Regions from separate parts of the Mus musculus genome. Here region 1 is linked to region 2. Evidence: chromatin loops called from intact Hi-C (ENCODE). Cell type or tissue: heart. All regions are shown on one strand. Each heading gives the region's core, and the rest is flanking DNA. Links, peaks and the distances in the headings are about the cores only. Region 1 has its middle 25 kb from the start of Gm40646. Region 2 has its middle 96 kb from the start of Gm23906.

Region 1 (7,414 bases), core at 2,866-5,365, 150 kb after region 2:
AAACTGGCACTCTTTACAACCTCATCTAAGATACTCAGAAATGCAAATCACCAAATTCTCCATAAGTACTTGAGTTCTTAAATTTGATTTCATATTTTATCTTGATGGCTTGACTACACTGGAGATTTCCCAGGAGGCTTCCTTTCAGGCTCACCAAAGTATGGACACAATGGTCTCAGGAAGCAGAGAGAGCAAATGACCTCTAACAATTTATGGATTAGCTAGGTCAACTTGCAGTGGCTCCTCTGCCCTGATTTGTTTTGTTCCCTTCTAGTCTCCTTTGCTTTAGGACCCAGGAAGCACTGACTTCGTTGTGGAAGTAAAGACTTTAGTTTCACTGATAAATCAAACTGAGGAAGAGCTGTTAGTAAAACTATCACATTTACAGAGTCAGGCTGGGAATAAGTGACTCTGTGGACAAATTGGTATTTATCTTATTATTTATCCGGCTATTTATCTTGCCAGACCGGAAGCTTTTTACTATTAGCCCAGTCTTTAATCAGGCCAAGCCCAGTGAGGTAGTACCAGCCCAGTGCGCACTGCTGCCCAAGACCCTCCAGAGCTCACTGCTGTGGCCAGAACCATAAAGACCTGCGGCCCGGTTTTTCTTCTGCTTTCCGGATATTTCAGCACCTTTGCGCACTACACGGGGGGGGGGGGGGGGGATGAAGTTTAAAGTTTGGAGGGGTGGGGTGGATTTGCAGGGAAAATGCCTTCTCCAAATCTTTTTTTTTGGGGGGGGGGGCGGGCGGGGGAGTGGGTTAAGGTTTTCGGAGTGAGTGTACATCATTGGCTGGGGCTGAGGTGCTGGGAATGCTTCATTTACATGAAGAGGAATTCCAGGTGCTTGCTGGACACATCCTTATGTGGAGAGAGGAAGCTAAACCTGTAATTTGGCAACTAGGCTACGAGACTACGTCAATGATTGTGGAGGTTGGAATTTAGGACTATGTGCCTGAGCATGCAGGTCCAAAACAGGGACAGATCGATCCTTATTCCTGCCAATCTCAAGATGAGATTTTCAGGATTCGGACAATTCTCACAGGTCTCTTGCTCCAAGCCCGGCCCCGCCCCGCACCTTCCACCCTTCAGCCTCGCAGCTAGCTTTGCCCTACAAATGCCTAGTGCTAAGTGTTCATAAATAAGTAGAGCGTAGCTGGGCAGTGGTGGCCCACGCCTTTAATCCCAGCACTTGGGAGGCAGAGGCAGGAGGATTTCTGAGTTCAAGGCCAGCCTGATCTACAAAGTGAGTTCCAGGACAGCCAGGGCTACACAGAGAAACCCTGTCTCGAAAAAACAAAATCAAAAAAAAAAAAAAAAAATAGAGAGAGTAAGAGTTGGATGCCATGAGATTATGCATGGCCAGGTAATGAATATTTTGAAGGAAAAGAAAAAGAATTTTTTAAAACCAAGCTTTAAATTGGCCATCCTATGACACAGAGAGAGGACTACATTTCCTACACTAGAAAGCCCTTGCTTCATTTTTTTCTTCACATGGAGAACCAAAGATCAAAATCAAGTTAGAGTTGTTATCAGGTGTGATGGTTAATTCTGAGCCTCAACTTTGCTGGGTTAAGGTTCCCAACTATTTGTTCAAATATTTTAGATGTTTGTATGAAGTTATTTTTAGATTTGCATGTTAATCAGTAGGTTATAAGTGAATGCCCACCAAACGTTAATGTAGGTGGGCCACATCTTAGGTGGAAGGCTTTCCTGTAACATGACTAACTTCCACTGCTGTAACGTTAATTCCCCTCTGAGTCCATAGCAGGTTTTAAGACTAGGGAGAGTCTACAAGCGCTTAAGCCAGCTCCTTTAAAAAAAAAAAATCTCTGTCTCTCTATCTCTCTGTCTCTCTGTGTCTCTTTATCTTTGTCTCTCTCGGTCCCTCTGACTGTGTATGTCGCTCTTTTTTCCCTCCTTCTTTCTCTCTCTGTCTCTCTCCCTGTCTTTCTCTCTCATTCCCTTTCTCCCCACCTCCCAGTTGTGTCCCCTGCTCCTGATTCTATCATTTCCAAACCTATAACCTATCAACTCCTCATCTCGTCTTCCTGCCTTTGAAAGCAAGCGGTGCCCTTGCTACATGCTGGTGACTCTCTCCCCACCCCACCCCCACAACATAGAATTGTTACTAATTATTTGGGAATTTCATACAATGTGTCCGCATCACACTTTAGCAGAGGCATGGGGAAGGACTCAGTTTCCTTTAAGGCGCTGGCCACTGGAAGTTTGACCATGCTCCAATGAGTACATGGGCCACGCATATTCCTAGTGATTCGTGCCCTTAGACGCATGTCTATTTCCTTGTAGGTCTTTTGATGACCTAATTTAAAAAGCTATTCCCTCTTTTGCACATCATGATTGTAACTTATCTATTTGCTGTTTTAGCTGAATATACATTCACACTCAAGTTTCTTTCATCCTAAAACCACCTTACTATAACCTCTCTTGCAACATGAGTTAGCACTGTAACTATCCACCCTTTCCAACAAGGCTTTACTTCCGAACCTCCCATTCAAATATCCAACAACCACATGCTAACCAGGGTTTCAAAACATCAATAACAAGCATTTGAAAAACATAAAAATAAATAATCTATTATGGGTCAGAATCACAGTGCTGACTATTTTATCTGAAACTTTTCATTCAGTTTTTAATCATAGGATATGAATTAGAAGTGATCATTTGACACCATCATTTGTAATAGAAAATGAAGACTCAAAAACATTGGATAATTCCTGTTAGCTAACAGAGTCTGGCTCCTGTCCCTGCTCTGTGTACACTTTCCACAGCCCTTCCTCACATCCCTGACTTTAGATCTGCTTCGGTTCTATTTCCTCCCTTTACTCCCTATGGGAACCCGGAGTCTATCTTATACCAGTGACTAATCGTCGTTCCCTGATATGTACAGCAGGCAGCAAAACAGCTCCAGAGATTCTACTCTGAAGTCATCACACTGGTTTGGGGCAGACTGCCTGATAGCACAGGGGTATGAACTATGGCCACTTCACAGAATCATTCCCTGAGGGAGGTAAAGGGTGCTCCTGTACCAGCACTGAACCATCCAAGTGACTCACCAGAGGGAAGGAAAGAAAGCAGAGCTGCACATGGGGTCCCTCCCTCTACATTCTGCAAGGAATGCAATGAGAAAAAAAGACCCAGAGACAAGGGGTGCCACAGCAGAAGATGGGAAGGCAGCCTAAGAATTTAATGTTGTAAAGAGAGCTTGTGACCCTACTTCCGAGGAAGCTAACTCACATTCTACAACAACCTGATGGGTTACAACAGCAGTTTCAGCACTGTGTAAAGAAATGTTGCCCACCTCATTGTGGCACACCAAGGTTCCACACTCCCCTTATGCTATCCTGGGGCATGGGCTGATTCTCATGAATTCTCTCAGTTTCAAAGAATCCCTGGTCGTTTCTTGTAACGGGCTTACCATTTAACAAGTCCTCCCCATGTCTAAAGGAGTAGTTACAGTGACAACATCAGGGATCTTTCCTAACCTGTAATAGGATATTTTGAGCAAACATTAAATCATATGTGATAGACAGGCATCCTTAAAAATAGGCAAGGTTGGGGCTGGCAAGATAGCTCACATGTAAAAGTGATTGCTGCCAAGTCTGATGACCTGGGTTCAATTCCTGGAATCAAATGATGCAAGGAGAGAACTGACTCCCACAAGCTACCTATCCGCTGACCTCCATGTGTGTCCAGGACACACACACATACCCATACACATACATAATAAATAAGCAAATAACTAAATGCCAAAGACCATTTGATCTATAAACCATGGACTTCGGTATACTTATTTGACTCCATTTGGATTCCACATTCCTCTTAGAATCTAAAGTGTGTCTTCTGGTGACCTCCAAGGAGGTAGTTGAGATACCATCCCTGCCTTAGTGGCTTCTCCCACAGAAGCCATGATACTCCCAACCCAGAGCTTTGAGGCACCATTTCCCCTCACTTATGTGAAGAGGCTGTGAAAAACATTCTCTTAGAAAAGCAGGGTTGGGTTACAACAGCTGGTAGCTATTCTCTGCAGAAAGGCTGCAGGCTAATGGGCAATTATGGGTTAACTGTGTAGCCCGGCTCATTATACACTGAGCCAGGAGACACAATGCTTTAGCTAGAGGATGATTCTCATGGTGGGAATTACAGAACCTGGCAAGACAGCAGAGAGATATTTTGAGGCAGGCAGGCTTTCCAACACCCGAAATAACAGCCAGTAGGAGGCTGCCTACGTGGGCCTACAGAAGGTCAAGCTACCCCTGCTCTGTCAGCAGGAGCCCTTTGAATCATCTCAACACTTTCCTCTTAGCCAAATCTATCCATCCCTACCCCCCCCCCATTCTGTCCTTCACGGGCTCTAAAGCTATCTTTGAAATGGAGCAGCAACCAGGAATTCTTTATGTGGTTTAGATTTGATGGAGAACATCAAATGGAGAAGACACAAGTTACTGGGGAGCCAATAACCTCCTCAGACTCACAGAACTGAAAGTTCAATGCAGGAGGAGCTTAGCAAGCCAGCTATAACTCACACTGCCATAATTGCTTCCATGAACCTCAAAGGTCCAGGGACACCCATCTGTTCCTTAAACTGCCTACCACTCCCTCTCCCTGAAAGTCAGAGCAGTATGACAGCCATCCACACATGGGATTCCACTCCCACCACTCACTTTCCACCCCAGCTAGAGGCTCCTAGCACAGTGCACCAAGCACAGATTCCCTGGATTCCCCACAGCATAGCAGCTTGTTGTCAGAGATGCCTTGCATGGTTCCTGCAGGGTATATTTTCATTTAGTCTGCATGTTTGGCACACTCCACCCATAAACAGAAGCCCAATATACAAATAGATAACATAACTGATTTACTCCAAGCGTTGAAAATGTTTAATCAACTAATAGTGGTAATAAACCATCTCACAGGAAAAACCAAGTGGCCCAGCCTGGGACTTCAAGTCAAGCTGAAAATGCATATAGGCATTTAGGGTTACTGAAGGGTGCACATGAGAACTATGCAAACTGTGGGAGTCCCTTTTGATATTTACATTTGTTCATATTTCTGAGTAACGTTGAAGAACGGTGGATCAGCAGCTCTCCCTGACAGAAGTAAAAAACCATTCACCCATCCCAGTATCAAGTTTCCTGCAGCCCCCATAGCTAGATTAAATAAACTATCTGGGTGTGGGCATCCAGGCAGCAGCCACACACATCTTCAATCCTGGAAATGTCTAAGGAAGAACCATTCCAAAAGCACCCCCCACCATCACCACAAAAAAGTGTCAGTTAAAACACAAGTAGCATATGGTGAAATAAAATTTCAAGTATTTCATTCAAATAATTCAAGACCACAAGAGCTTATGACATGGCCACTTAAGAATGCTGTAGTACTTAGTCATTCATTCACCATCCAAATTCATTTACCAGACTAGAAGCTCCCAAAGAGTTAGGACTTTTTTTTCCTGTAGCTAATATCTCAGCTGCTGTCTACTACTATATAACAATCATTTAAAAACATAGTATCTGAGCTGTCCAGCATACACTTAATAATCAAGTAATGAAGAGCACAGGGTCTTCTTTTAGTCTACACTTTGCCCCCTGGTAATTATACAATTCACTTCTAATTGATCCCCCCATTTGAAGTGGTATGCAAATATCTTGATTTCATCTTCCATGAATTTGGTCTTTGGCAAAGTACTTTTAATTTAAATCAGAAAACATAGCCCCAAGCGGTGGTGGCGCACACCTTTAATCCCAGCACTTGGGAGGCAGAGGCAGGCAGATTTCTGAGTTCAAGGCCAGCCTGGTCTACACAGTGAGTTCCAGGACAGCCAGGGCTACACAGAGAAACCCTGCCTCGAAAAAAAAAAAAAAAAAAAGAAGAAGAAGAAGATAAAGGAGGAGGAGAAGAAGAAGTGGAAGAAGAAGAAGAGGAGGAGGAGGAAAGGAGAGGAGAGGAGAGGAGAGGAGAGGAGAGGAGAGGAGAGGAGAGGAGAGGAGAGGAGAGGAGAGAAGAGAAAAGATACAACTTTGAGCTTCTACCAAAACCCTCTGTATTAGCAGAACCTATGAGGAGATGAAAAACCAATCTTTGGGTTAATGATGTATTTTCAGAGGGCAAATTATCTAAATACATTTCTATAGGAAAAAAAAACATTTTCTCTCTGCTATAGTTAACACTGTTTTAATTCTTTTAAACATAAAAAGACATACATATATGTCTTCAAATAAAATATTTTTATAAATCAACTGTAATTGTTTTAAAAACAATGCATTATAGATTAACTAACAAAAGAAAATAGATAATAGATTAAAATAAATGTTTATTTGACTTAGCTTACTCTCTAGGACACTGTTTACAACAACAATGGCATATTGCTGATGCCTGACACCTCTTGGAATTTTCAGTATCTAGAAAGCCAAATGCTAGCAGTGATGAAAAACCATGGGAATTCCAAGTGCTTTTAAGGCTTTGTAAGATAGCTTGATAGTTTCATACAAACACAAATAGACATAGCCTTAATCTGATCTAGAAATTATGTTCCTGGATATTGCTCAATTAATTTGAAAATATTGTATATAAATTGTATAGTAGCTGCCTTTGTAGCCTCAAAAAAAAAAGAAAGAAAGAAAAAGAAAAAAGAAACCTGAAAATAGCCAAGATGTGTTTCCACAGATGAATGAATCAACAAATTGTAATACATGCGTAAAATAGCATATTTTACTCAATGATAAAAAGAAATGATCAACCCACGAAAAATACATGTATACAATTAAATGTAAACACACATCTGCAAAGCCTGCACATTGTTTGACTCTACCTATAAAGTAAGCTGGCAAAGTGCAAGCTCCTCAAGGATTTGAAGCTAGTTATGGTGGTGCACATCTGCAACCCCAGCATTCAAGACATGGGCCAGCCTACCATTGTGGGACCATGAAAGGTAGCCTGGTTCCCAGTTGAGTAAGTAAGACTGGGAACCTTAAGGAGATGGTAAGTGTTTCACCTGTTCCTGGGCACCAGGCCCCTGTCACTAGCTGCAGTCCTCCATAGATTTGTGGTCATCAGTCACATAAGGGCAACGCCCCAAGCCCCTCCACAAGTAGAGGACTTGACCTGTGGTCACATAGGCTCAAGACAGATCTCCATTTTAATGAGGTACCTAAAGGCCTGGAAGCTTAGCCAATAACTCCCCAACCCAAACACTCCTCCCTGAAAAGTGAAGTACGGTTTTAATTGTTTTAATTCTTTAAAACTATGGACTGCCTCTTTTCACCAGGATCTGCCATGGGGAGCAATGGAACAGGCCTTCACCTACAGAGCCACCTTGGCCTATAGAGCCTCCATCTAATCTCGGGTAGAAGGGCTCTCTGAACTCCCACCAGGATGCCCAGAGCCAGCTCAGACA
Region 2 (7,414 bases), core at 1,906-4,405:
ATAAAAAACACACAAACATATAGACCAAAACAAAGCCTAGAAAACATCTTATAATGGAAACTGTAGTGTGTCACAGTGTACAGTATCCCCCTCTGCCCACAAATCTTCACTTGCAAATGTTCATTGCAATGAGTCATTAAGGTCTCTGGCTTCTGTGACACCATCAATATTGGACCCTCACCAAGACTCCTCCCAGTTATCCTGCTGTTGCCCTGTGTCCTAGCCAAACTTTCACATGCCTGAACAGTTCACAGATGATATAGATTTCAGGATTGGTCAACTCAAAACCCTGAATCTGAACCTGGGGTAGCAGCTGAGCTGGTCTGCCCAATGGCTCTCCCTTATCTGTACTACCAGGGATTGCCATGTCTTTTAATACAGTTTGGTATAAAGATTCCTGCTTCCCTTTCAGTTTATTGCCCTGTGGAATTCTATATTTTGCTGATTGTATCTCTGTAATATATTTTAAGAATATTGTGGTCCTCTGTGTATTGATATTTGTATATGATATCATACACTGGTACTTGGGCTTAGGGGCTTGCTGGTTGCTTGCTTGTTGGGCTTATGTTCACTGTTTTCAACAAGTGTATTTGTAAGAGGTACCATGAGTTTTCATCAGAAGCCTCTGATTCTAAATCCAGTTAGTTACTTGTTGCCATTAGTTGCCGTTGGACCTGATCTGAATACCTAAACAATTAGTTCCCTGGGATGGCTGATAATTCCTTACTTATTTGTCAACTGTAATACTCCTCCATAAGGAGAAATATGTGGTTACCCAGTAATACTATCTGTGTAGAAAACAAAACAAAACAGCCAAGTCTTAACCTTTATTTGCTAGCTATCAAAATAATGAATTGTGTCCCTAGAGTATTCCACAGACGATCGATTAGTTCTGTTGTCACATCTCATTAAAATAACCCTCAGGTCAGTCTTACAGCATCCGAGGTTTGGGACAAATCACAGGCTCTACAAATTGCCCTTGCCTTGTCATATTTGCATTACACGGGAAGCTCATGCGTGTTTACTTTCCAAGCTTTCATTGAATAGGTTTCTTCCTTCCTTCCTTCATCTCAAGGGTTCCTGTTCTTTATTGAAGAACTTACCCATCTATGTATATTTGATTCTCTCTTAGCTTGTCTCAGAGGTTAACCTATTTTTCATATTTCCACTTAGTGATTTGTTCATTCACTAAACAATACCTGTTAAAGTGCCAGCCAGCAGCCAGGTGCTGCCTTAAACTTAAACTTAAACAAAACGAAACAAAACAAAACAAAACAAAAACAACAACAACAACAACAACAAAACCCTCCTTTAGTCTTACGAGGGCATTCTACTCAAGACTATAAAAAAAAAATCACGAGAGGGAGTTTCAATGTCATCTTCTCATCTTCAAGTCCCTTTCTCCTCTACAGGGTGGGCACATCAGTTTGGGAATCTCTGAATTTTAACAGTGAACTTGTGTTTTGATTGGAAGTTGGCTGGAAGCTAAAATGCAGGAGGTGGAGAAAGAACTGTCCTCTGCAGTTGTGTGTGTAGTATGTACACATTTCTGCACATACCTGACGTGAAGAAGCAACAGAGACCGTGCGCTGAATGCTTTGGAGCTGACAACCAACTCCAACTTTTATTAATACTTAGTTTCTCTGGCTGTACCAGCATTTCTTTTTTTTTTTTTTTTTTTTTATTTTCTTTTTTTTTTCCATTTTTTATTAGGTATTTAACTCATTTACATTTCCAATGCTATACCAAAAGTCCCCCATATCCACCCACCCCCACTCCCCTGCCCACCCACTCCCCCTTTTTGGCCCTGGTATTCCCCTGTACTGGGGCATATAAAGTTTGCAAGTCCAATGGGCCTCTCTTTCCAGTGATGGCCAACTAGGCCATCTTTTGATATATATGCAGCTAGAGACAAGAGCTCCGGGGTACTGGTTAGCTCATAATGTTGTTCCACCTATAGGGTTGCAGATCCCTTTAGCTCCTTGGCTACTTTCTCTAGCTCCTCCATTGGGAGCCCTATGATCCATCCATTAGCTGACTGTGAGCATCCACTTCTGTGTTTGCTGGGCCCCGGCATAGTCTCACAAGAGACAGCTACATCTGCGTCCTTTCAATAAAATCTTGCTAGTGTATGCAATGGTGTCAGCGTTTGGATGCTGATTATGGGGTGGATCCCTGGCTATGGCAGTCTCTACATGGTCCATCCTTTCATCTCAGCTCCAAACTCCGTCTCTGTAACTCCTTCCATGGGTGTTTTGTTCCCAAATCTAAGGAGGGGCATAGTGTCCACACTTCAGTCTTCATTCTCCTTGAGTTTCATGTGTTTAGCAAATTATATCTTATATCTTGGGTATCCTAGGTTTGGGGCTAATATCCACTTATCAGTGAATACATATTGTGTGAGTTTCTTTGTGAATGTGTTACCTCACTCAGGATGATGCCCTCCAGGTCCATCCATTTGGCTAGGAATTTCATAAATTCATTCTTTTTAATAGCTGAGTAGTACTCCATTGTGTAGATGTACCACATTTTCTGTATCCATTCCTCTGTTGAGGGGCATCTAGGTTCTTTCCAGCTTCTGGCTATTATAAATAAGGCTGCTATGAACATAGTGGAGCATGTGTCCTTCTTACCTGTTGGGACATCTTCTGGATATATGCCCAGGAGAGGTATTGCTGGATCCTCCGGTAGTACTATGTCCAGTTTTCTGAGGAACCGCCAGACTGATTTCCAGAGTGGTTTGTACCAGCATTTCTTAACATGATGCTCTCTGAATCTCCTGTATACTGTATCAAAACTGTTGACAAAAGACTCAGTATAAATACACCAATATCTCTGCATTCTGTGAACTAGGGTTTTTAAATGGGCTTTTGGAGTGATTCTAATATGTAGGCAGTATTTCAAACAGGAGCCTCAATTAAGGTGAGGATAATCAGATGAAAGAAATTCTCTGACCTTGTCACTAGAGGGCAGCACGACCCTAAAATTCATTTATTTTTCAGCATTTAAAATCCATTTTCCAACTTTGATAAAACTTTGATTTTGTTCCAGAGTAATATAAGCTTTACAGTTATGTTATAGTTTTATAAATTTTTAAGTAACAAAGCTTTTTATTATAGATTCTGGTTATAATATAGAAATTGTAAGATTTTTTTTTTTTAATAAAATTTTGAAACTAGCTTTCATGAAAGAAACCCAGGCTGGCCACAAAGCCTCCATGTAGCCAGACTGGACTTAAACTCCTTATAATCTTTCTTCACCTTCCCAAGTGCTAGAATTTCAGGTTAAAAAATTTCTAATTTGGAAAATTGCATATTATAATTTAAGAAATTTTGTGAGCTATTAGCGTGACTCGTGTGCTATCCCGGGAGCTCAAAGAACAAAACCTAGTAAGTCAAGAAAGAATATATCAAGATGTTTCATAGTCCTGTACCTGGAGTGTGAACAGAAAACAAATGGTTACTTATTAATCAGATTCAGTAGATGGAAGATTCTTGATCCAAACCTTCTCATGTATTTGAAACATACAGAAAATGCATATTTTAAAAAGCCTGACTTCATTGATATGAGTAGGATCCCTAAAATAAAAAGAGTTTAGTTCTCCTGAAAAAGATTAGATTAGATCTAAAGTAGCTGTGATTCTTAGAAAAGAGGCTGCAACTGGACAGAAGAGTTTGAGATGGTTTTTATTGAATTTATGCCAACAAATGGATTGTCCTTCCCGCTTACCGCGTTTGCTGTGGATAGATAATGTTTAATAATATTTTTACTAATTTGTTGAGAATGTTATAAAATGTATCTATCAAAATACATTGTGTGAAAATATGATGTTGAAAGTGGAATATCCTCTAAAAACTGAAAAATTCCCAAAACAGGAGTGTAAAAGGGTCTCACTGTGCTGAGACCAATGATTTTTTTCCCCTCTTAGCGTTCCCCTCTTTGAAATAATTTTTTTCTGTATCTTTCTGTAAGTTTGAGTTCTGAGTAAATCTCATAGCCTGAAAGGTGAACACAGCAGAAAACAAAAAATGAAAACACTTATCTTACTCATATACATGTATTGACCATTTTGTAGACAGAAACCACCCCCAATCACATGTGTACATCCTATGGCCACTAACATTTGATTCTGATAAAATAATGCCTTCATTAAAGTTGTCTTCCTTTCCTGCTAAGGATCAAACTCTGGGCCTTGTCTCTTCTGGGTAAGCCCTGAGCAACATCTCTTGCTGACCTAAAAGTTCAGTGCCAGCCACAGAGAACACGGACAACCTAAGTCCAGCTCATATACATCATAATGTTTTGATTGAAGTCACACAAGAGACAAGACAACCCTTGGACTAGACAAACAGCTTTGTACCCACATTTATTTAGTAGCGAGTTGCCTAAAGCATATAAAAGCAGACAGCAAAGACAGCATTCCCCCTCTTAGGAATAATTTTTACTCTTGGCCAAAATGACTTGGTACTGGATCTCTATGGGGGAATGCTTCTCACTGCTAATGATGCCAAGATGTCTGTGTACACATGGCACTCATGCATTAGCGAGATACAATTCAGAGTTAATCGAACGCTCGGGAGTCTTCCTTATAAGGATACAAGAAAAACGAGGATTCCTAATGCCACTTTGGGAACACTGTTGCCCAAGCCTTCTGGACTTCTTTCCTATAGTCATGGGAACTATTTGGTCATTTCACTTTAATGTGTAAGAGTCAAGTGACAGCCTAGTTGCTTCGCCATAGGCCGGCAAGCGTAGGATGGAAAACAATTTCAACACTGGCCACCTGGACTCCTGCCCTGAGCCGCGCATTTGTTGTTCATGCATGGACTTTTGGCTAGCTTCTCTGTCAACCATCTGTTGAAAGGGGCATTGTGCCTGCTCAAATGGGACGATGCCACTATTTCTTCCAAGAGTCTCTTGCAAAACAAAACAAACAAACAAACAAACAATGTGTTTTCACAAACTTGCCAAAGTTCCAATCACATTTACCAACTGGGTTTGTAATTTTTGAATATGTCTTTACACTGTTTGTTTTCTTTAAGTCATTACTAAACTTACTTACTTATTCTCCCAGAACACTTTTGGGTTCACAATAAAACTGGGAGGAAAGTACAGAGATATTCCATATATTTGCTGCCCCCATATGTACCTTGGAAAATTCTGATTAAGAAATACTGATCTTTGTGTCTTCATAGACAAAGGGTGACATTCTCCAAAATATGACTCCAGTCTTGATGTCCCTGTGGCACGCAATGACAGTAAATCTGCCTTTTCTGTGACTGGATGCTGGCTATATATGTAGTCACAACTTTCTCCTTTAATATGACCTGAGAAAATGGAGACTACACCTGTCGTCCTGTTAGCTTCAGTGCTACATATGTCTCATCAGTTTCCAGAGATTGCAATATTTGATTTGGAAATCATTGACTACAGTGGCAGCTCGTGTGATCCCTAGTTATCATTAGCAAAGCTGAATGGCACGGAGGCTTCCGGTGTGATGGCTTATTTGTTTATGGGATGCCCAAGAGTCATTTCGCAGAACCTTCAGCCAGACCTTTGTACTTTGGACCCTCAGTACCCCTTTAAGTTTGTCATCTCCCTCTTGAGAGTCAGAACATGTTTTCCCCCAGATTCCTCAGCATCACAGGGTAGAAATTGAGCTTGTTTCCTGGTCTCTGTCGTGTCTCATCTTTCCACCAGAGAGCTAGCTCTCCATGCTTGGCAGCCAAGTTGTGTATCCTTCTCTCTTTGACTGAGGATCATTCCACATTTTGACATCTAGAGTTGAAAACCAAACCATTTAGGAATCAAGCCTAACAAAGCCAGCAGATATTGTCTGAGTGAGCTCTCACTACCAAATCACATGTTTATATACAAAGACTTGTATACAAAGACCAGATTTTATCACTTCTAAGTCTCCTACAAAATTCTAGACAGAAAAATAATAATAGTAATAATTTCTCCTTTCTCCTCTCCTCTCCTCTCCTCTCCTCTCCTCTCCTCTCCTCTCCTCTCCTCTCCTCTCCTCTCCTCTCCTCTCCTCTCCTCTCCTCTTCCCTTCTCTTCTCTTTCCTCCCTTCCTTTCTTTCTTTGGTCGGTTTACTGCTGTTATTTGCTGTTGTTTTTGAGACATGGTTTGGGTCTCTCTATGTAGCCCTGGCTGGCCTCAAACTCACAGAGATCGACATTCCTCTGCTTCCCAGGTGCTGGCATTAAAGTCACGCAGCACTATGCATGACCAAGCAGTGATTTCTTAACTGAGACTAACACTAAATGAAATATGTAAAATTATACTCTCCTTTAAAAGAGTAACATATGTATGACACCACCATCATATTCAAGATTAAATGAATACTAGTAGTTAGATGCTATATAGGAAATGGAGTTCGTAATTTTTCCAAAGGACTACAACAAGCCATAAACCATCTGACATGAGCCACATAGGAGCGTGGGTAGCATTAGTACATTTATCAAAGAGACACCAAAAGAAGTCTCTTCTCCCTTCTACAATGCAATATTACAAAGATGTAACACGGTCTACGAACCAGGAAGTGCTGCCTTCTGTTTACCACTCTAGTGGTAAACATTAACCTGGGAGAGCAGAACTGATAAATGAGGCAGACTAAAGTCTCATGAAATCACCAACTTTATTCAGAGAATCAGACAGTTGATACTCTGACGGAAGAAGAGTCATCTGAGTGAAGTATACAATCAGAAGGACAATCCACATGTGGCAAAATTGTGTTTTTCCCATAGAGGCATTTGAATAACAACAGCTGAAGTAAAGGCACCCGGGAGAAGCAGGAAAACATATTCCAAGAACAATTCTGTGCTATTTGAAAAAACTGCTCCTGAGACTCTTGTCTTGTTTTCTTGGCGTTTTCTCACAAGCACTCCAGAATTCCCCTCCCATGACTCCATTCTTGGACTATATTCTGACAATCCTCAACCAACTTCTCTGGGTGAATTGAACTTCTCAGCTTCTAGAACCAAGCAGCAAATGTTTGTCATTTAAAACCACATTGCTCGGGGTATTGTATTATAAGATCCTAAAATGAATTAAGACACTGCCCAAGGATGAATGAAGTACAATTTGAATTCATCACAGTAGAAGAGACCTTAAAAAGATTGACAGCTGATGGCGAGACTGGAGTACTGTAGTCTATGGTGGGATTTGTCTTTGAATGAACTCTGTGCATATCTTATGCATCTTTCCTTTCCCAAGTCTGAACTTTGTGTATAAGAGAGCACAGGGAAAAGTAAGAGAAAGGGGTTTAGTGTGATGGTTTATGGATGAAAATACTAAGATTTGGCCATAAGACTTTAATATCTAAATACCTAATATGTTGGTATAAGTAGGAATGATCCTCAAAGATTTATGAATTTGAATGCTTGGCCATAGGAAGTGGCACTG

Evidence for each region. A loop is a pair of places that touch in the nucleus more often than their neighbours do. Peaks named below come from ENCODE experiments on the same cell type or tissue, not always from the same donor. Only the 100,000 strongest peaks of a DNase experiment are listed, where the experiment ranks them.
Region 1: it touches region 2 in a loop (2.1-fold over the local background); 2 of 42 quality-filtered maps call a loop at or near these places.

The regions. Positions count from the first base shown.
Region 1 is chr10:51,941,722-51,949,135 of GRCm38, forward strand. No RefSeq gene overlaps it. Among named protein-coding and RNA genes, the nearest start is that of Gm40646, 25 kb to the right of the region's middle. In heart, for the core only: a CTCF peak has its summit at 4,219 (motif pointing right); a DNase peak (open chromatin) is centred at 4,240.
Region 2 is chr10:51,789,299-51,796,712 of GRCm38, forward strand. No RefSeq gene overlaps it. Among named protein-coding and RNA genes, the nearest start is that of Gm23906, 96 kb to the right of the region's middle. In heart, for the core only: a CTCF peak has its summit at 2,960 (motif pointing right); no DNase peak of the experiment used is centred there.